Linked DNA regions of Mus musculus: region 2 is linked to region 1. Evidence: chromatin contacts called from ENCODE Hi-C or POLR2A ChIA-PET data. All regions are on one chromosome and are shown on one strand. The core of a region is the stretch at or near the end of the contact, and the rest is flanking DNA. Distances in the headings are between cores, read along the strand shown.

Region 1 (6,068 bases), core at 1,979-4,478:
AGGAAACAGCTCGTCAACACTAACGTGCTGATGCTGCGCTGGGTAACTTATCAGGAGTGGTTAGGATGTAAGAATCCAGCAGCTGCAGGACATGAAGACTGTCTGGCTCTCAGGGTGCATGACTCCACTGCACGGTTGTCACGGTAAGAGTAGTCAAGCACACAAAAACGGTCACTCACCTAGACCTAAGGAAGCGGCATACTGCTGGCTGAGCAGGGAACTGGCTGCCAGCTGGCCATACGGTGGCATCCCTCTGAAGGGGCTGTAAGGCACATGCGGCTGGAAGGGCGAGGCGGAGGCAGAGCCCAGGGAGGACTGAACAATGAGACATACAATACAGGTGAGAGTGCTGCAACATCCTGGTACCCTCAAGTCTCCATATAGCGCACATTCTCAGGAAGAGGGTGCCAGGTCTGTCAGCCTGCACTCCTGCTATGGTAGGGAGTCCTGGGTAGTTTCCATTGTTGCCAAACAGACCTTCCCCAAACATTTCACTACAGCTGCATGAACTCCTTCCAGAATTAAAACTCCTACAGCTGCCCTCTGCCAACAGCAATCTGACATTTTTACAAGGAAATGCCACTTTTAGGTGGAGAAAGGTTCCCTGAAGAGGGACAGCTGTGAGGCCAGAAACTATTTACACATCTCCAATGTGTCTTTCATCACCCGCCCAACAATCTGCCTCCGGGATGAATGCTCATGAGGACGGCCTGCCCCCACCCCTCCTCTAGTCTGGTCGTTACTTTCCCTGTTTTGAGACCTTGAATACCTATCCAAGCTTTCCAGAAATCTGACTTGGGTTCTCTCAAGTGCCAACTCTGCACCCTACCTGCTCCTACCTCTCTAAATATAGCTTCATCTTAGAACCCAGGGCAGTCTGAACTGGAGAAGCCAACGAAGGTCTAAACTTACAAAAGATAATAATCTAATTGCCCTTGTACCCACCCCTGTAATCCTGGGGTGTAACCTACCAGGCAGTCAGGCTTAGCTTAAGACTTTCAAATTTAGTGTCCGACAATAATGCATTACCAGAACAGAAAACTATTAGAGAACCAACCCCGTCACCCTCAAAACACCCGATGCGCCACTTATACTCTGCCACTCAAAGCTAGACTGCTATGCTCTAGGCATGCCAGGCCCAGGCAAGGCCACCAGCAGCAGCATCTGTACCTCACGCACAGCAAGCCACAGGTCTCTTTCCCTAGCGGCCCTCCATGCTGCGCATGTAACCCTGTAAGGTGTATGCTCTGCATGAATTAACCCCTTAGGAACAGAAACCGTCTAGGTGAAAACCAGGCCAGTGTTCACTAGAGGGCAATTCCTCAAGCTGAATGCTCCAAACAGATGACACCAACTTTCAAGGGGAAACCAGCCTCTCTTGTAAAGGCACAGCCACACAGAAGCGTCGACACTTACCTGAACAATAGCAGGATCCTGAGGGAGTGTATGTTGAGCTTTTGGAGGTTCGCACACAGTAATATCCTTGATATCACTTCCCCGGAAAATGATGTACTCATAAATTTCCTCTCTTGGGGGAGCAGGCCTGTCTGTGGGACGGTCTTCAGTACCAAAGGACCTCACTTAGGGGTTGAGAAAACGACAGTTAACTTGTTGTCCTGGGCCAAGCTTCTGACTACAGAGAGTGCCCTCTGACACAGCACTCTCTTCACAACTAACAGCTACTCGAGCTCGCTGACAATACCTATACAGCACCATGTGGCAAAGACCACAAGGGACAGTAGTTCAGGAATTGACATGAGAATTCCCGTAGAATCCCAAGCTTCACAAAGTTCCCTGATAATCTGTGAAAGCCCTCTGATGGGCAGAGCTCTTTGTAGAACCTCTTTTCTCACATCTGACTTTGCAGATGGACCCTTAGGCCCTCATCACAAGCTGCAGCTGAGGAGATTTTCTGAGGCAAGCACGAAATCTCCCTAGCCCTGGTACAAAGAACAGGCCATGGTTGCTGCAGAAACAAAGGGAACAAATCTCCAAACTCAGACCCCCAACATTAGTTTCTATGTTCATAAGGAAATCCTGGACCCAACGGACCCTCGACAGGATGGATCTAGGAAGGCTAGCACACCTCTCTTTGGCAAGACTCCTGGGCTGAGCTGAATCTGGTGGCAGGCTTTAAGTAGCAAACTCCTATTGTGGACAGGGGCCTACTCTGGGTCTGGTTCTCCAACAGGGGATCTCACGTCAAGTGCAGCATGAAGAGTTCAAGAGAACAAAAAGCCGGAACCCTGAGCCCTTCACTGCAGCACCAGTCTGGGTCTGTGCGCCTCGCTTCAAATAGGAGGTATGGCTAGGGTTTAGGAGAATGGCCCAGGACTGCAGCATGCTGGCTTCAGATTGGCCTCGAACCTCCCATCTGCACCCTCGAGGGTCTAACACGTTAACCCCGGGCGGGCTGCGGCGCTCACGCTTCTGGAGAGCCGAAGGAAACAAGCGCCCCATTTAACGCGGAGAAAGAAGACAAAGAAGCTCTGGGCCCTCACGCTGCCGCGACTAGCGCACCGACTCTGGACTTCTCTCATCAAACCAACCCCTCAAGTGGACAGGGTCGGGAGAGTTCAGAGCAGGACAGCCGCAGTTCAACCGACGCCCTAGCTCGGCGAGAGGCTGCACCGCGACTCGACGGGCGGTGGCTACCAAGGGGTTCCAAGGAGAGCGCGCCGGACCCGGGCCCCCCGCCTCGGCGCGCGTCTCGCCCCGCGAGGGCGTCTCGCAGGTGGGGAGGTCCACGGCTTCAAAGCCGCCCCACCCCCCGACACCGGCAGGATCCTGGTCCGCTCCTCCCACAGCCCCCGCCGAAGCGGGGAACACCATTGTGCGGGCAGGCGCGGGGCGGCGAGCTGTTGGGGCGTCAGTTGGGCGCGCGGCGGCGGCGGGCCGCTACCTTTGGCGAGCGCCACGGTGGAGTTGTCGGTGTCGATGGTGTAGAGGATGCCCTCATAGCGGATCTGCGCCTTGGAGATGAGGCTGATCTTGCTGCCCAGATACGGGGTGCCGGACGAGCCGCTCATGGCGGCGGCCGGGGCGCGCAGGGCGCGGGGGACCAGCGCCGGGCCCCGCCCGCTCCGCTGCCGCGCGGTGGCCTGGCCTCCCACTCCTGCGCAGCTCCGCGCCGCCGCCTCCGAGGCGCCTCCTGCCGCGCCTAGGGGCCTGCGGGCCACGAGCGAACCGGAGAGGGAGCAGAGCGAGGCGCTTAGCCCGAGTCTGAAGGGAGCGGGGGAGGAGCGCCGCCGCAGCCACATCCGGGGCCTCCCGCCACCGCGCGCCGCCCCCGTACGCTCGCAGCCTATTGGCTCCTCGCTGCCGGCTCCCTTTAAATATGGCCGCGCCGCAGGCGGTGGGCGGGGCCGCGCCTGCGCATTTGGAAGCTGCCGGCCGGGGACCTGCCTCTCCGGGTCTTCCCAGCCGGTTCCCGGCGGGCCTCGCTCACCGCTTCGGGGCCTGAGACTGAGCGGGCGGGGCGAAGCGCGCGTGCGCGGGGCAGGCGGGAGGCCACTGTTTGCAAACTCGGGGGCGGGGCGGGGGCTGGACCTGGAAGAGCGCCAGGCTCCTCCCTCCGCGCGTGCCGCTGGCACCCTTCTGGCCCAGGTGTTAATAGGGCGGAGTTGTCAGTCTTCCTTTCTTGTTTGTTGGAGCTGGACCCCGACAGCGCCGGGCCAGGTGCGTCTTCAGTCCCGCTTGCTCCCCGGGGCTAAGGAACCGGCAGGCGGGTGCTGCTCAGTTCTGCAGCGCTCACGGCGGGGGCGACCCTGAAATAGAAAGTGCAGGGGGAGCTCGGGGCAGCCCTGCGCTCCCAAGCCTGATATCCCTAAAATAAGCCCTGACTGTTTTGGGTGACTCCCGCCCGCGTGCGCGCGTCCTCAGACTGCGGCCCAAAGCCCAGCCCGCAGTATAAAATTGGGAGATTTCCCCCTAAATCGCTTCCCATTCTTGCGTTGCTGACTCCGCATCATGCATAGCGGGTAACTTTGTATGTATGAGCGCATGCTAATTTACAGTTAGTCTCCACCATCAGATTAGAGCCCAATATTAGTTACTATGAGAAATTTGGTGGCGATTGGCATTTTATAAACGTGAAATAGAATGAAAGAGGAGATAAGGGAACATCCCATATAGTGAAAACAAGTACTGTTTTGTGAAACAATTTCTCTTAAATGTGAGCCATAAAACGTACTTCTTACTGTAGTGACATCAACTTACCACCACTGCCGGAGGATGCTGGGAATAGTTGTGAACAATTTTAAATTTTAATATTTTCTTATTCGGTGCATGTGCATGTGTGTCCGTGTGTGCATATGTCACAACATGTGTAGAGGCCAGAGGACAGTTAGGAGTTCTCTGCTTCCTGGAAGCATATGGGTCCCGGAAATGGGTATTCAGGGGGTCACACTTAGCAGCAAATGCATTTACCCGCTGAGCCATCTTGCTGAGCCTGTTTTTTGTTTTGTTTTTTTGTTTTTTGTTTTCTTTTAGTTTTAGTTTTAGTTGTGACAGGGGTCTGTCTTACTCTTAGCTCAGGTTGGCGGGGAACTGACTGTGCAGCCCAAACTGGTCTCTAACCTCCTGCCTCAGTCTTCTGATGTGCCAAAATTTTGAGAATGAGCCACCACACTAGACACCCATAGTGGGACGACTTCCCCCAGTTTACAGAAGCAGAAACAAGCATAGTATGTGGGTGAATTGCTGGTGAGCCTGAAGAGTCCTTTGAGATGTTAGTCTGGGCCTCAAACGCCATGCATCTTTTCCACACCACTCCTCCGTGCCCCACACACAACTTTGTGAGACCCACTGAGTCGCCTCCATCACCGAGCAGCAGAGAAGGCAGAAAAGCCTGTTTGATCAACTATAACTCAGCCATATTTCCCACACCAGGGTCTTGACTCAGGAAAACTGAGGCAACCCTGTTGGGAAGAGGTCTTCTGGTCTGGGGCATCCAGGCTGTCACTACAGCATGGCCGTGCACAGTCATTCAGGTTGTACTTGATGGAGGGTTTAGGGGCGGGGGGGGGGGGGGAAGGGGTGAGGACCTGTGAGCACCTCAGTGACCTGGATGCAGAGCCCTCTATGTAGCCCCTACTTTTCAAGGCTTCGTGGGTCGGAGGCGCGTGGGTTGGAGGCGTGTCCTCAGTTAACAGAGGCTGATTCTTCCTGAGTCCTACAACTTGAGATGGAGGAAGGGGGTTCAGCTCCCAGTGGCCTCAAAGTGCCTGCCAGGCTCCTGATCTGCAACTGGGTGGTTCCCTGGGGACACTAGGCACAGTGTAGATGGCCACACAGTGCAGAGGCTAAAAATACACACACTGCCCAGGTCTAGGAATACACGCTCTGCCATTCATTTCTGATGTCCTGCCCAGTACCAGCAATGGAGGGTACTTGCACAGACCCAAGAAAAGGAATAGTTGTGACTGAAATTTGACCCAGGTATCCACTGGAGAAGTGTTTGTTTCCTGGCTGGCGCATCTACCCAGTAATGCTACAATATAGTTCTTTACAAGTGTGCAGGTCTGGAGAGCCTGCTGAGCCCACCCCTTTGGTAATCGTGTGGAGAGATCTATAGAGAGTAGCCAGGGCTTCTGAGGAACTCTGACCTTGTCAGATTCCCTATCTCAGTCTCTCCTTTTCCCAAATGGTGATTTAGCTACTCTGCCCATCTTACTGGAACACTAGAAGTCCCCAGAAGATAATGGCTGCATGAGGCTCTGAGAGTGGCTAGGTTGGATGTGTGAAGAACCTGAGCTAGCTGCAGAAACCTTCGTTGCAGCCATAAGCTGCATGGGAGTAGAGTGCACAAGCCCCAAGAAAGGCAGGGAGAAGGCAGGAAGTTGAACCCCCATCCCACACTTCAGTGCTGGCCAGCTGGGATAACACTTGCCAGTATTCTGGAGCAGGTGACTGTGTGGTGCCACAGAAAACCATTCTGTAACTCAGAAGCACGCCAGATCTCACAGGTGCTTAGCACAAAACATACAAACCAAGAATTAAAGAAAACCACGGTTAGGTTGATGGTCCACGGGTAAAGAGCAATTAAGATCCTGGTGTGACGTATAGAG
Region 2 (6,068 bases), core at 1,798-4,297, 46 kb before region 1:
ATTCAACTGGGGCTGGAGAGATGGCTCAGTGGTTAAGAGCATTGACTGCTCTTTCAGAGGTCCTGAGTTCATTCCCAGCAGCGACATGGTGGCTCAAAACCTATAATGGGATCCGATGCCCTCTTCTGGTGTGTCTGAAGACAATGACAGTGTCCTTACATATATAAAATAAGTAAACCTAAAAACAACAACAAAAAACCCCGACCAACCAGTCAAACCAAACCAAGCAACCAGTAGCAAATGTTCCAGCCCTAGTGTGCAACCTGCAGAATTCTATCCCTGCTAAAGTGGGTTCCAGTGATGAACCCACCATTCTGCCTATACAAATGTTCCACAAAGCAAACTCTTCCATTATTCCCATTTGACAATGGAAGACGCTGAAGCAAAGAACAGGATCAGAACTCACCAAGGACTTGAACTGCTGCATGGAGGAAAGAGTGTTGTAGGAACGTGGTGGGTGGCTCTGCTCTGGGCACCTGCTGGCACACCGGCGGCTAGACCTGTAAGGCACAGGCTGTCACTGTCAGCTGGTTTGGCACTGGTGGAGCCAAACGGAAAGGTTAGGAACAGCTGCACAGCCACCTGGCGTCCTGACACAGACTTGGGTCTGCTTTGGCTCCTTTCCTTCTTTCTGTGTTTCCTGTGGGTTTTTTTTTTTTTTTTTCTTTTGGTGGCGGTGGGGGGGTTGGTTTGAGGACAACAAGGTCTCACCATATAGCCTTGGCAGGTCATGGAAAACTGCTTGCTTCCACCTCTAAGTGTGGAGACCAAAGGTGTACGCTGCCACAGTCTGCTCCTCACCCCACTTTCAGTTTGTGTGTCTGCTCTTTGAGATGGGCGGCTCCCTGCCAGGGAGCAAACGAAACCTCTTTCCCGTCGTCGCTGTTCTCTCTCATTGCTTACCTAACGCAATCTCTGCACTGTCCCATCTAGTGTCTACAGCCACCCGGGACTGATAAAGTTAAAATGAATTAAAATCCAGCTGAGGAGATGACTCGGTGGGCAAGAATGCTTGTGGTGTAACCTGCAACCGTGCACACTACACGGAGGCTGAGATGGCAAGATCCAGACTCAGGGAGAAACCTGGCCTCAAGGGAATGAGAAAGAGTGCTAGAGGACACCTAATGCCCTCTTACCTGTACATGTGCACGTGTGTGCATCTGCACACTCACATGCATGGGCATGCACACTCACCAGAGTAAATAAAGCCCAAGTACCTAGTTCTTCAGTGCTACAGGCCACTCAGGGCTAAACCAGGAAATACAGACTAGGATACTGCCATCACAGAAAGTCCTAGTGGGTAGGGTCTACCCACAGCACACTGTAGAGGGAGCCTAGGAGGGCATCCTCACTTTCTGTCTAACTGTGCCTTTGCTGGGCCAATGAAGAGAGTCAGAGCCTGGAGCCTGAGAGCCAAGATGCTTTAAGGCTGTACAGCAAGGCTTTCATGTATGGGGAATTCCACGGTGCTACCGTGTGAGAGGGCCACTGCTGCTATACAGGATGCTAAGCTCCCGGCTACTGTCCACAAGAGGTGTGTCCAGGAACCTTCCGCACTAGTTTCACAGTGAACCGATTGATCTGATTGTGTAGCTGGCACTAGAGACATGTGCCAAGATGTCTTCAATGAGAAAGAAGAAAGCACTGTGGAAGAGGGGTGTAGCTCAGTTGGTAGAATGCCTACCGACCTAGCATGCACAAAGCCCTGGGGTTGACCCCTGGAATCACATAATCCAGGCATGCCACCACTTACTCAGGAGGTGGAGGTAGGAAGGTCAGAAGTTCAAGGTCATCTTCTACTACTTAGCAAGTTCAAGGCCAGCCAGGGAGCCAGACACATGCAAACCTGTCTTAAAAAAAGAGAAAGGGGGAAAAAAAAAAGCATTCTTGAGGAATGTTTTCATTTCTTCAGTGTTATTCTTTTATAGGCTAAGCACAATTGGTTAACAGTATTCACAGTTAACTAACTTAATTCTAAGCATTCCATTTTCACTTTGCTACCGGATATTAAATCCCACGCGGGCATTACTGTTTCTGCTACATACTTTTACACTTCATTACATATGTTTGTGATCTACTTCGTTCTTCATGTGGAAAACATTTAGAAACTGGAGTATCATTTTGTCACCTGACAACTCACATTACATGGTTTTTACTTAATTATATGCCATTCACGGGGGTGGGGGTAAGTGTTCCTGCTGTGTGCGGTGGCAGATGCACTCCGGAAGCCAGACAGGCATCTGGGTGCCAGGCCAGCAAGGGAGAGCCTGTCTCAAAAACAAAATAAAGCACGCGTTCAACAACGCTGCTGTCTGGGTGCCTGCCCTATGGGGCCTTGTGGGACAGACTGACTGGAGGGACAGCTGCCACCTCCCACCCAATCCCCGACCCAGCACTCAAGGTCCCAGACTGGTTCACATGCAGGCAGGGAAACCTCCCGACAGCTCCGAAACTGTTCCATGCTGGTCCTTTAGATTTCTGAGTAGGAACAAGGCCATTTGCTCGCACCCCAGGCGCATCTCTACCGATCCTTAGTGTGCAGAATGCTTCTTTACCTCATCTTTAAAAGAATGCCTCTACAAAGCCGCGGAGGCGGGGACTCAGGAAGACTCAACTGCCCATAGTTAGGCGACACACTGCGGCGCCTGCATCTTAACAGGTGAGCCTCTACCCTAGTAGCGCATCCATAAAGGCTTTCCAAAAGAGCTGGGCAAGGGGACGTTTCTGCCATTGTTTTCTGTTCATGGTCTCACTATGTGGCCTAGGCGGGCCTCGAACTCCTAGAAATCCACCTGTCTCATCTGGGAAGCTGCGCTTACAAGCGTGCGCCATCACGCTCAAGCTAAGGCGAGAGCGAGTCTTTCAGAAACCAACTTTACGGCGATCAGGCCGGACGGGCTCTCCTCATTAGAGCCACCGCACACAGAGAGAGATCCCGCCCAGTCATCCCGCCCGCCGCCTGCCGCCGGAGAACGCACACCCGTGCAATGCCGCCCGCACCCACCCGCTCCCGACAGCTCCCACCTCCGCTCGCTCGACTGGTTCCGGGTCGGGCTCTGGCCGCGCACGCGCAGTGCAGCAGCAAACCGGAAGGCGAGGCACCGCCCCCCGAATCCCGTGGTCTCTGTGGCTCCAAAGCCAAAGTCTGGGCACCAAGGAAGCTGAGCAGAAGGATCGCCGTGAATTCCTGCCCAGCCTGAGACACACAGTGATCCTGTCTCACAAAACCAGGAAAAAGCCAGGTGCCGGGTCGCACGCTTTTAATTCCAGTCTCGGGAAAAAGAGGCCGGGAATGTCTGAGAGTCACATAGGTTTGTACAGTGCGCCTCCGTCTAACCAACCAACCAAACAAGGGTGAAAATGATAGGGTGTTTAAAAACTGTACTTCGTTCACAAATAACAAGACAGACGTAACATGCTCAATAAACAGAAATGAGGTAATGGCTAAAAAAGTGTTTTAATGGAAATGGAAAGTCTTCCTCTTTTTACAAGTTTGAACGGACACTCAGTCACTGAAGCCCACGTCTGAGAACAGGTACAACAGGAAAGGAAAACACCTCCTTTCTGGGCCAGGCCTGTGTCTGCCCAGTGCCTCTGCGGACATCTCCCATCTCCCACTGTGCTATATGCTAAGTCTGCAGAGATGTCCATCCACCCATAGCCCCTGACAAGCGCAGCGCGTAGTGGTCAGCACATCTGAAAACCCCAGTCCTCAGTGGTCAAGTTCACCAAGTATTGAACGGATGCTGGGAAACAGGAGGAAGAATGAGCAGCGATTTCCAAATCTCCCTTTGCATCTTTTCTGGCCTTCAGTAGGAGGAACCATTGAAAACAAAACACAGTCAACCACACCTGCACGAAGGGTTCATTTCAGCCTAGGACTTTTCAAACATTCATGTTACAGAAGAAAAGCTATAATACAGGCAATGAAAAAGACTGGCATCACTTTCCCCCACAAAATTACATAAAAATCAATAAAACATTAAATAAACAATATTAATCATTAAATATATTAACACCAAAATCAGGTATAAATTAGGAAATAAATGTACAAACTATTTCACAAAGTGCTTTTAAAAATATATACACAACATTCAAGAAATTCTTAATGTAAGACATTTCAAATTGAACTTTTGGGGTGATACATATTTTAAGTGTTCTTTTCTTTCAAAAAGTATTAACACACACTAACACAGCACTTTACATATACACACACACATACACACTAATACAGCACTTTAACATACACACATATATATACACACATACACACACATACATACACACACACACACACACACACACGTACACACTTGCACATGTATGCATACATAAAAGGCATATTCCCAGATTGGCAAGGAATAAAAACCATTTCACAGTTACTTAAAATGTTTCGACATTTTCAATGGGATATTTAGCCCCCAAGTGAGCTTGTAGGCTAGTTTTATAAAAATTGCCAGAAAGGGAAGGAGCTAAAGAGATGATGAGTCCCTAAAATCAAGTTGCTAATACTTCTGCCATGTAGCGATCAGAAACTTGTTTCTGTAAAGTTAAAGCCGTCATGTAGTCAGCCCTTGCCTGTGTGTTTCCTAAACCCTGTGCCTATGAGACACATATGCCCATGGTTGTTGATAATGGTCCCAAGGAGAGGGAGAATGTCCTAGAGTAAGACGGCAGCCGACACAGACAAGTCCTTTGATCCGGCCCTTGATTCTCCTGTAAGTAAATGGAGCTTGCACTGTAAGTTCCAGCAAGACTGTCAAGATTAATTCAAGCAAACTCCACAAAGGTGCCTTACTACTGAGCTACAGGTAAGTTTTATATTTTAAAAACTATCAGCTGAAAACAGATGTGGTGGTGCATGCCCGTGGTCTCAGTACCCGGGAGTGGAGGCTGGGGGATCATTAAGTTCAGCCTCAGCTATGTAGTGAGTTTGAGGCCAGTCTGGGCTACATATAAGACACAAATAAAGCAAAAGCATCCTGGTGGACAGGTCTGATGTACCAAGCCCTGCATCCTTGGGGATGGTTTTGTATGTTCTTGGTTGTTCTGAGCACTCATCTTCAAGGTTGTTCTTTTCTTCTCATAGTAACATTGTTATTATCTAAATAAATGCTGAAAAATATGCCTGCTGCATTATATGCGGTGTTTTCCTTTGATAGAACCTTTTCAAAAAGGCTGTCTCTCATGTTTGCACAGAATTAAAACGAGATTAAACATCCTAGGAATGTAAAAAAAAAAAAAATCACCCAATTCTCACTGTATAAAACTTGTCCTTTTCATTTGAAAGAACGTAATAAAGTTATTTGGATTCATTAAAAATGCAGTGTGGATTTCAGACTTCCCTAAACGCAAAGGAACATCTGCTTGGCAATCTGAACTCAGAGGTCCTGAAGAAGTAATATAAACACTTGCCAACTGCTTGTAAAATTAAACATGAGTACTTTAAATTCTCTATAAACTTAGGTTTGGGCACACTCAAATCCTAGAGATGACGCCAAGGGCCAAAGCCATACTACACACAAGCAGCTCGGAGACAGCAAGAATTGCTCTTCAGACAGCGCCCTCCTTAGTGAAAGCTCCCCTCACGATGCCCACACTCTCACCGACTGTCATTTGGAATAGTCATCGATCCTTCTTTACTCGCTAATACAAAGACATCCTTTGGGATCATGGAAACTGGAGAGACACAGGCAATTGGTAAGTTCTGGAAAGGACAGCTCATGGTCCTTGCACACAAAGCACATCTTCCTTGTTATAGTGACATGACCCAAGACACAGAAGGTGTCCTCAAGCCCTACTTAGGCACAGAAGAAATGGTCACCTAGCGGTGTATGTATGTCAAGCTATGAGCCGCCAGTTGAAGAAACATTTACAGTCCACTTTGCAACAATGGTATGAGAGGGGGCAGACTGAGTCTGTTCACAGCAGCATGGACCATGATGTCTCTTAGACATTGTCTCATCACCAGGCACAGAACATGTGATGACACGGTAACCCCCCCCCAAGCTAGCTAAGAACATCAGGGAGCGGGCAGGGGACACAAACAGGACAACCTCCCCATCGTA

What was found. A loop is a pair of places that touch in the nucleus more often than their neighbours do. ChIA-PET counts read pairs that join two places held with the same protein, here RNA polymerase II (POLR2A).
Region 2: a map of T-helper 2 cell shows a loop between it and region 1 (2.1-fold over the local background). The contact joins the promoter of Mtg2 here to the promoter of Lsm14b in region 1. A Hi-C loop is called at or near these places in 1 of 37 maps with a recorded cell type or tissue (T-helper 2 cell). POLR2A ChIA-PET finds 5 or more read pairs at or near these places in 3 of 5 experiments (Patski and embryonic stem cell).

Annotation. Positions count from the first base shown.
Region 1 is chr2:180,022,147-180,028,214 of GRCm38, reverse strand. Lsm14b (LSM family member 14B) reads right to left here and starts at 3,228. Exons shown (of 10, transcript NM_001372364.1): 1 at 2,903-3,228; 2 at 1,417-1,580; 3 at 180-315. The coding sequence starts at 3,029.
Region 2 is chr2:180,067,572-180,073,639 of GRCm38, reverse strand. It overlaps Mtg2 (mitochondrial ribosome associated GTPase 2), which reads right to left and starts at 3,047. Exons shown (of 10, transcript NM_181424.3): 1 at 3,025-3,047; 2 at 1,754-1,846; 3 at 407-500. It overlaps Ss18l1 (SS18, nBAF chromatin remodeling complex subunit like 1), which reads right to left. Exons shown (of 11, transcript NM_178750.5): 11 at 3,439-6,068.